2 separate regions of the Homo sapiens genome follow, and region 1 is linked to region 2. Evidence: chromatin contacts called from ENCODE POLR2A ChIA-PET data. All regions are on one chromosome and are shown on one strand. Each heading gives the region's core, a stretch centred on a gene start or an enhancer-like site at or near the end of the contact. The rest is flanking DNA. Distances are from core to core; before and after follow the strand shown. Region 1 overlaps FKBP5 (FKBP prolyl isomerase 5). Region 2 holds the start of RPL10A (ribosomal protein L10a).

Region 1 (4,488 bases), core at 53-2,552, 120 kb before region 2:
CCAAGATCACACCATTGCACTCCAGCCTGGACAACAAGAGCGAAACTCCGTCTCAAAAAAAAAATAATAATAATAATAATAATAAAAGTAGAGGATAGCAGGGGCTGTGACACCAGGAACACACACTCGTTATCTTTTGAATAGAGAGAATTTTAGTTACCCATTTAAACTTCATAATTTATATGCAGTAAATAGCACTGACCACACCCACTGTCACTTTTCCTAAAGGCTCCCAGATTGTTCTCTTGACTCTGGTCCTTCTAAATCCAGCTTGTAAATGGCAAGTGCAGTTATTTCTGGATTTGTATCTGTAATGGTGGAAGTAATAATACACACAATACAAGCTAGCAGATGATAATGAAGTCATTTATTTATGGCTCTAAAGTGATATTTTTGCATGAGCTTTACTCCCAATTATGTTTTGCTTGAAGTCCCCCCCAGTATACATCTGCAAGTTGATACAATTTAGCAGTATTATTAGTATATCTGGTTGTTTTAGAGTGGCAAGACAACCTGACCCAGAATTTTGAAAATTCTGTATGAATATACAAACTACAACTTGACTACAGTCATGTTCCCATTTTAGAGTTGAAAAACAGGCTTGAGAGAAACAGCCTAGTGGAGAGGTTTGCAGAGGGAGATAAGGCATGGCCTTAACTTTGTGTGGGTTCACCTTGTATTTCTAAAGATGCACTTTGTAGCAGTGCTTACCAGAGTACGTTCCTTACTGTGTTTTTGCGGCTCCTCTCTCTTGAGCAACATTGTTCAAGCTACAGCTTGGTCATGATGGAAAGTGAGTTCTTCAAACAGTATGAAGAAGCACTGGCCTAGCAGTAAATTGGCACTGACACACAATTTCAACAGCCAGAGTGTTTTCAGTTTGGAGTATCTTCTAGAATTAGCTGCTCTTTGTTCCAATAGGCCTCAACTGATGCTTTTCTCTCTGTTCATCTAACCATTGTCACAAATTTACACACAGGCCAAAGAATCCTGGGAGATGGATACCAAAGAAAAATTGGAGCAGGCTGCCATTGTCAAAGAGAAGGGAACCGTATACTTCAAGGTGTGTGAGTCCCTATGCAATCCTTTCCATCTCAAAGAATTTATTCAAGTGTTGGTGAATTGTGCTGATATTCCCTACTCTGAATTTTGTCAACACTGCTTGGTAAGAATAAGCTGCAATTTTTATAAATCTGTCATTTTCAATATGAAAAATGGTGAGAAAACAATCATGTGGAAAAAAAAAAAAGTACAGATTCCTCTTTTACACATTCTGCTCTAGATTGTAACCTTCCATACAGGCAGACCAGGTCTGGCATCCCCACCCACCACAGTATCACTCACTCCTAAAGCATCTTGCTTGGTACATAGTTGGCACTCAACAAGTGTTTTTGGAATGAAAAAAGAATGAATAGAATAATTGTTAGCAAAGAATGGAATTCATAAGGGTAAGTTTCACATCATTTTTCTTTCTTCCTTTTTTTTTTTTTGTATGAGAGACAGGGTCTCCCTTTCTTTCCCAGGCTGGTCTCAAACTTCTAGCCTCAAGCAATCCTCCCACCTCAGCTTCCCAAAGTGCTGAGATTACAGGCGTGAGCCACTGCACCGGGCCCATCTTCCTTTAGACTGTCTTGATGAAGTCACTAGAGCATATGATAAAAGGAGAGAGGACATGCACAAATTTCAAAACAAACTGACAGGAGAGTATTGATTGCTTCTAATGGCCAAGATGATTCCTGCACACTTGCTTTTATGAGGAATCTCCGGATATTCCTGAATGATATTCATCATAAATTGCTTCTCAGAAACCCTTCTTGGAGCAACTAGGAGTGTGATATTTTCTCACTTAGATCTTAAACCTCTAGATGTAAGAAAAAAAGAAACCGCCCTTCATTCTGTTTTAATCAGTGTTCTACCCATTGCTTCCCCACCCCAAATATATGCCTTCTCCATGTCAAGCAGAAAGGGCTTAGTGATGAGAATTAGAGGGAGAATGGGAGTTCTGTCAAGGTTTCTTTCGTTTTCTGCCACTGCAATACAGAAATTAGATGTTTTTCAGCAGTATAAAGCAGTGAGGCATAAGTGTACTTTAACAAGTCTTTATGGGGCATCTGCTATAAGACATGCTATTATTAAGTTACAACCTTGTCAGGAGGGAGGAGTGGCAATGTTAATCCAAATGAAACAACTAGAGAATTATGTAAGAATATATAATCAACCCAAAATTAACACAGCCAGAGGGCACCATGTGTTTTCAGAATTTGAGCTGAGACAATATTGGGTCATGAAATCAGTTTTGTGGAAGTGTATTGCAATATGTTATAAGGATCAGTTTTGTTGCATAAAACTTTGCTTGTGTATGAGTAAGTACTGGATTGCATATTTCTTACTGTGGGTGGTATTCAAACAAATTTTAAATCATGGGTTTAGATAAGTATAAATATATAAATATGTTATTTATCATTATTTACTATGTATACTAAACTCTTATGGATCACCAGAAAGCATGGGGGTATGATAGAATAAGCTCAGAATTGGGAAAAATGGGCTTTATTGCTCTTCAAATGATTTAGTCATTTAAGGTCCAAAGAGGTTATATTTTCAAGTGAAAAATAGGGGAGTTAGATGTTCCCCAAGTTTCTTTCCAGCCTGAATTTCTGTGAGTTTCTAAACTCTCAAGAACAAGTGTTATTTTTTTGGTTTTGTTTTGTTTTTAATTCTAATTGAGGTATATTGGATACTTCTAAACTATTCAAGTAAGATTCCAAGTGGGTTATTTGTATATCCAAATACATAATACACTAGAGGGAAAAATGTTTCTACAAAATTTCTTAAGATCGTGAGTCCTTAACAGTATTTTCTATATTTCCGAAGTCCATAAAAATCCTTAACTATATTTTATATATTTCCTCAATACTTCCAAATAGAATATTAACAGTTTGGGAAGATTTGAGGCTTTTGGCCTTTGACTAGAATTATATCGATTCAGTGTAGTAAAACAGCTCAGCTATTCAGAGGCTCTAATCGGTGCTATGATACAGAATTTTGGAGAACATTATTGGTAATGAAATAATGTTATGAAGCCATCTGTCATATAGCTGTGTTCTGAATATATACAGAGAGATGGCCAGAATTAGTGATCAGTAGCAGAAAGCAATGAGTGTCTGTACAGTTACTTAACTTTGTTGCTTATCAGCATCACAACTGCAAGAGTGATACTATTATGAACCTACTTAAAATTACCAATCTTTGGATAAAATCTGGATCAGCAGTCACACACATGGAAAAAATTATTTTTAACATGGAATTTGATAGGCAAAATTTTTCAAAACATTAGTCCATTGGGGAAAAATTAATGAAAGGTTCAAAACCACTGACCTGAGACTTTTCTCCCAGAATGTCTCTGAACATTTTGTACCACTAAAAACTTCCCTGGAGGCACCTTTATAATTATAGGTAAAAGATCCCAGCAGTAGTCCTAGCGTTAGCTGTAAAACTTCAAAATGGTTAGTAGATAGTTTCCTGTACATATTCCCTTCCCAACTCAGGGCAGGTTTCAATCTGCCATACTGCCCTCCCGGGCCTTGTCTTTCCAGGGTGTCTGACTTGGCATGTTATGCATTTGCACAGAGTCCAGATGTGTAGGTGAGAGCAGAGATGGGCTGAACTAAAGATCTGTATTTCATGCCATCTGCATATTGGAATTCTGTTTCCATTGATCTGTTGGTTTGGTTTATACCTAAATGGGTAAAGCCTCTCTCCTGAGTAGGATTGAATTGTACTCAGCTTTTAAGTGGGAATGATTTTGCCATTGAAGATGTAAAGTCCTCATTTCAACCTCTGAATACTAAAGAGAAGAAAAATAGAGAACTCTATTTGGCTCTGAAAATAATTATTAAGTACAGGTAACAGCATAATATTAAGCCAGGCATTGTGCAAGCGAGTTAAACAGACACGATTTTTGCCCTCATAGCTGACAGTGTTCTGCAGGACAGGAGCATTAACTCACACCTGGTCAGTGTTTTTCTTTTTTCTGACTTGGCAGCAGAGTGGCAAGAAGGCTAAGAACACTGAAGTGATGTGGGATTCTTGCGCCCCCTTGTGCTTCTCCTGGGAAGAAAGCATTTCTAAAACAAACTAGTTGAGGAGAATTGTTCAACCTCTAAACTCTTCAGATAAATCGGGCTTTGCTATATTTTCACCACCCTTGCTGTTCCAAGATACCAGTAATGTGATTTAGAAACAAGCCGTTTATGACTCTAGGATTTGATGTTTTAAAAAAAATTCCTAAGAAGAGTCCACCCTGTCTTTCATCTCTTTCCTTTAGTGCAGAATTTTTCAACCTCAGTACTATCAACATTTGGAGTGGGATAATTCTTGATTGTGTGGGGCTGTCTTGTGCATTGTAGAATATTTAGCAGCATTCCTGGCCTCTGCCCATTAGATGCCAGTAGCATCCTACCCAGTTATGACAACTAAAAATGCCTC
Region 2 (4,700 bases), core at 2,133-4,632:
TTGTTAAGCACTGCTTTTATGCTTTAAAATAACCGTTCTCAGCCGGGGGTGGTGGCTCACGCCTGTAATCCCAGAACTTTGGGAGGCCCAGACGGGCGGATCACAAGGTCAGGAGATGGAGACCCTCCTGGCTAACACGGTGAAACCCTGTCTCTACTAAAAATACCAAAAAACTAGCCGGGCATAGTGGCGGGCGCTTGTAGTCCCAGCTACTCGGGAGGCTGAGGCAGAATGGCATGAACCCAGGAGGCGGAGCTTGCAGTGAGCCCAGATCACGCCACTTATACTCCAGCCTGGGGAATGGAGCGAAGACTCAAAAAAAAAAAAAGCAGGGATGAACTTGTTCCCCTATTTACCAAAGTCAAACTAAGCTCATTTTAGTCAAAGGTTAAAGCAGTACTGGGTGCTAGAGGCAAGAACTGCCAACAGGGAAATGCCTCAGAAAAGGAGGGGGCTTAGCCTGCCTGGGGCAAGGACCTGGAATACTGTTAACAGGATCTGGCTGGGGATGGTGACTCACACCTGTAATCCCAGCACTTTGAGAGGCCGAGGCAGAATTGCTTGAACTGGGACCCACAGATTGAGATCGCACCATTGCGCTCCAGCCTGGGCTACAAACTCCATTTAAAAAAAAAAAACAAGGTCCATTAATTATACTTTTGTACTGGTTTGCTGTGCCTTGTTTTCCTTAACATTTACTCATTACTAACCCAAAGCATAGGATACTCCACATGTGGTCTTCTTAACACAGAAATGCTGACTAAAATCCTTATTTTAAATTTACATGGACCAATCCTGTCAAAAAGCTTCAATGCCGTTAGCAACCCTATCACATATGCAAGACTGCCTGATTTTGATGGCAGAAAAACATCCTCTTCCCTATAGTACCCAACTATCCATCATCAAAGTGACAAACTACACAACTAGCCATCAGCAGTGCCAAGGCCCTCACTTGTCAGCTGACAAACCACCCCCCACCCTCAATCACAGGCAGACAGAGGGAACTGGTAATAGAATTTATTCAAATGTGCCTTAATATAGGCGCTGGGGCTTGCCCATGGTGCTCTTGATATATAAGGCCCGGACATTCTGCCAGTTTTTCTTGAGCAATGACACCAAGAAGTTGACAGCCAGGTGAATGTTATACACAAGCTCATCGTCTGTCATCTTCACGTGACCAACAGCTACAGCCAGACATAACACCTGGGAGGAGGGAAGAGAGGATCAAGTCAGGTTGGTGGACGAATAGCAGATGGCCTGTCCTTCCTCCCCCAGTGGCCTGGTGAGCAGGTACTTGGACCCGGGCCAAGACCAGGGTTACTCCAAAAGTTTCAATCCTGGTGGGTGCTCTTACTGGCATATTTAGAGACTTGGATAAGATTTAGACCCTGCCAACACCTTCACCCATAGCAACCCGCCAGACCCACTCACCTTCTTCATTTGGAACTTGATTGTGGACTTCACCTCATCCACTTTGGCCACCATGTTTTCGTTGTGTGTGAGCAGGGAAGGGAACTTTCCTGCCTTATTTAAACCTGGGCCGAGGATTCGTGGAATCTGCTTGATCAGAGACTCTGAGGCCAAAAACGCATCATACTTCTTGGCTGATAGAGAGAGGAAGCCATTGGCATTGCTTAGAACCTGGTCACCAAGGCACACCTCAAATGTGGCAGGCCAGAAACGCACTTGAATCAATCATGTAAGTGACCTCCAAGCAGCACCCTCTCTAAGACCCCGCCTCAGTCTTTTCCCTAGCCCAAACGGTTTCCAGAAAGTCCTCTGGACCTTCACTGGTCCCAAAACATGCTCTCAGAAAACCAGGCTGACCCATGATCCATGGCATAACCGCTGTACAACGGATGCTCTGGTCAAGACTGCCTGGGCTCGAATTCTGCCTATTTCTTAGCTGTGGACCCTGGACACGTGACAACTGGGAATGTCTGCTTCCTACCTGTAAAAGCAGTCTAATGCCACTGCCTAAACAACGCAGCGTAAAGATTTCCAAATCATAGTTCACCAGCACCTGGCTGGTCAACTTACAATGCCTGGCCTCCCTCATCAACTGGAATCCTCATAGCAATACAAACATCAAACCACCCCAAAGCTAAAACAGCACTCAGGCAAGCTAGGCAACCACCGCCGATCCTTTGCTATTCTAGGCCCCTCATCATTTAAAAATCGAAAATGGCAGAAAAGCCTTTCTACCGCCCCCACCACACATCTCACATGCAAAACCACAGCGGCCGGACTCACCCAGCTTCTTGACCAGTTTTTTATTCTTGTTGAGTTTTTTCAGCGCCTCGATGTCCATGTGGGGGATATCCACGGCCTTAGCCTCGTCACAGTGCTGCTGGTCCCCCAGGACACACACAGAGAACTTAGGGCGGGGAGTGGACTTAAGCCTGCGTTTTGGGGGACAGCACCAACAGGTTACGCCTAGCCCTGGGTCCCAAGGGCCGGTGAAGGGTCTGGGACCGCAGCAGCCACCGAGCCTTACCCGGAGCGTTCACATTCACCAGCAGCCAGCCTGGCTTCTCAGGCTGGCCGGCGGGCTCGGCCGAGGCCTACCCACGCCTCCCCTCATGTTTTAAGACCCAGGGTGGGGGTCCGTCCAGCCGCGCCTGCCCGGAGCAGGGGGTCTGAACTACCCTAGCACATCAGTACCGACGTGCCCGCCTCCGGCTCAGCGGGAGCCTGCAGGGGAGGGGCAAGCACGGGGGCACTGAGGGCTGGGTGGGATCAGAACGGTGCCAACCTGACGGTGCCCGAGAAGCGCTTGTCCTTCTGGGGATCATAGTTCTTCAAGCTGATCTGCAACTCCACCGTCTCCAGGAACCTTCGAGAGAGGAGGGGGGTTAAGCACCCGCCGGCCCTCGCCACCCGCGCCGTGCCCCAGGGTCGGCACTCACTTGCGGCGCTTGCGCTGGTTCCCGTGCAGGACTTCCCGCACCGCCTCGTACAGGGTGTCGCGAGAGACTTTGCTGCTGCGGGAGAGAAGCGACAGGGCGCTCAGGGCCGCGGAGTCCACACGCTCGGACTGCCTGGAAGCCTCCGAGGTCTAGGCTTCGAGACGGGCGGGCGGCCCACGGCGGACTCCCCCGTAGATTCCGGACACCAAGTAGAGCGACGGGAGCTCAGACCCAGACCCAAGCCCCGGTGGAAGAGGGAGGCTCTCAGTGATCGGACCTGGTAGGAAGGGCGACCCGCAGGCCGACCCGCCTTGAGAAATGCCCCGCGGCGCAGGTGGCGCAAGGGTCCGCGGCGCGGCCTACAGGATCCGAACCCTCGGCGGGGCACCTGAAGGCGCGGATGAACGCGGATAGGGCTTTCAGGACCAACTCACCTCATGGCTTCTCACGCCGCGCTAACCGGAAAAGAGACTAGCATGTCTTGCGCATGCGCTCAAATAGTGGCCCTGATCTCGCGATAATGCTTTGCTCCTCGGTCCTACCCGCAGAGCGGTTGGGTGGGCCAACCCCGAGAAGCGCGGCCTTCTCTGGCCGCTGGGGGGCGTCGCTGGGCCGCTAGGCCGGCGCGGTAACCCACAGAGTTGTCGCAGTCCTGAGCGCCCCGCGGTCCCCCGGTAATGTGCCGATTCGCGCCCGCTGCTGCTGGACCCCTAGGGAAGCGGCTGGGTTCGGGGCTCGAGCTTCGGTAGTCACACGTACTGGTACAGCCCAGTGATGTTCACTGACAGCGTGGATTCCGGCACGCTTGTCCCTCAAACCCCTCTCCCCTCGCGCCCTCCGCACCAGCTTATGTTCTCAAAAGGAAGCCTGGCCCGACCTCCCTCCCTCAGCACCTTGCTCTAACGTGGACTCGTGGTAAGGGAAGTGTCCGGAAAGTTCTGTTCCTGTCCTTTCAACGCCTGCAGAGGGGAAGAGCTGGGAAAGTCCTTAAGTGAACTTTCACTTGATAGTTAATTTGATAACATCTACGTTTTAAGTGTGACTGCTATGAATAAGGCGTCTAGCCAGGTGCTACAGGAATACAAGGATGTAAAACAGGCACACAGCACTGCACACCCATAAGGTGTCTTCTCTGCTCTTTCCTCTGTCCAATGGGTCTCATCCTCTTAGCCACAGTAACCCCCAGAGCCCTTCAGATCTCTCCTCGGATTCATCTGCCCAAAACCCTTCCCGAACTCCAGACTGAGTCACTCCCACCTTTAAGATGCCCATTCTCACCTACCCCCCTGCCTGGTGGGGGCAGCTCCTATAGGATGGGGTGGGTGGTATTACACATTATTTGGCCCTCAGAGGGTGAATAAGATACCCTACACCCTTCCCCTCACCAGGAAAAAGATGTTCCTTGTCATTGAGCAGGGAAGTGGAGGGGGTGCGGATGGGCTCAATACCCAGAATTCATGGGAAGGAAGGTACTGCTTCTAATAAGACATTGGCCAGGCGTGGTGGCTCACGCCTGTAATCCCAGCACTTTGGGAGGCAGGCGGATCACCTGAGGTCAGGAGTTTGAGACCAGCCTCGTCTCTACTAAAAATACAAAAATGAGCGGGTCATGGTGGCATGCGCCTGTAATCCCAGCTACTCAAGAGGCTGAGGCAGGAGAATCGCTTGAACTGGGGAGGCAGAGGTTGCAGTGAGCCGAGATCATGCCATTGCATTCCAGCCTGGGCGACAGTGCGAGACTCAGACTCGAAAAAAAAAAAAGAAAAAGACATTATTGAACTTGCTTTTATT

Evidence for each region. ChIA-PET counts read pairs that join two places held with the same protein, here RNA polymerase II (POLR2A).
Region 1: POLR2A ChIA-PET joins it to region 2 with 10 read pairs in activated T-cell. The contact joins the enhancer-like site here to the promoter of RPL10A in region 2. POLR2A ChIA-PET finds 5 or more read pairs at or near these places in 9 of 52 experiments (A673, IMR-90, MCF 10A and 5 more).

The regions. Positions count from the first base shown.
Region 1 is chr6:35,583,609-35,588,096 of GRCh38, reverse strand. FKBP5 (FKBP prolyl isomerase 5) reads left to right here. Exons shown (of 11, transcript NM_004117.4): 8 at 980-1,063. Among named protein-coding and RNA genes, the nearest start is that of LINC03135, 42 kb to the right of the region's middle. Within about 2 kb of position 1,302, at least 2 of the 41 ENCODE cell types and tissues checked have a DNase peak (open chromatin) inside an H3K27ac peak, as active enhancers do.
Region 2 is chr6:35,467,083-35,471,782 of GRCh38, reverse strand. It overlaps RPL10A (ribosomal protein L10a), which reads right to left and starts at 3,382. Exons shown (of 6, transcript NM_007104.5): 1 at 3,344-3,382; 2 at 2,910-2,984; 3 at 2,756-2,836; 4 at 2,254-2,402; 5 at 1,432-1,604; 6 at 1,003-1,203. The coding sequence starts at 3,348. The coding sequence ends at 1,033. It overlaps FANCE (FA complementation group E), which reads right to left. Exons shown (of 10, transcript NM_021922.3): 10 at 4,681-4,700. It overlaps MIR7111 (microRNA 7111), which reads right to left and starts at 1,275; the gene lies at 1,204-1,275. RefSeq lists enhancers at 2,653-2,752, 2,813-2,882, 3,060-3,616, 3,893-3,942.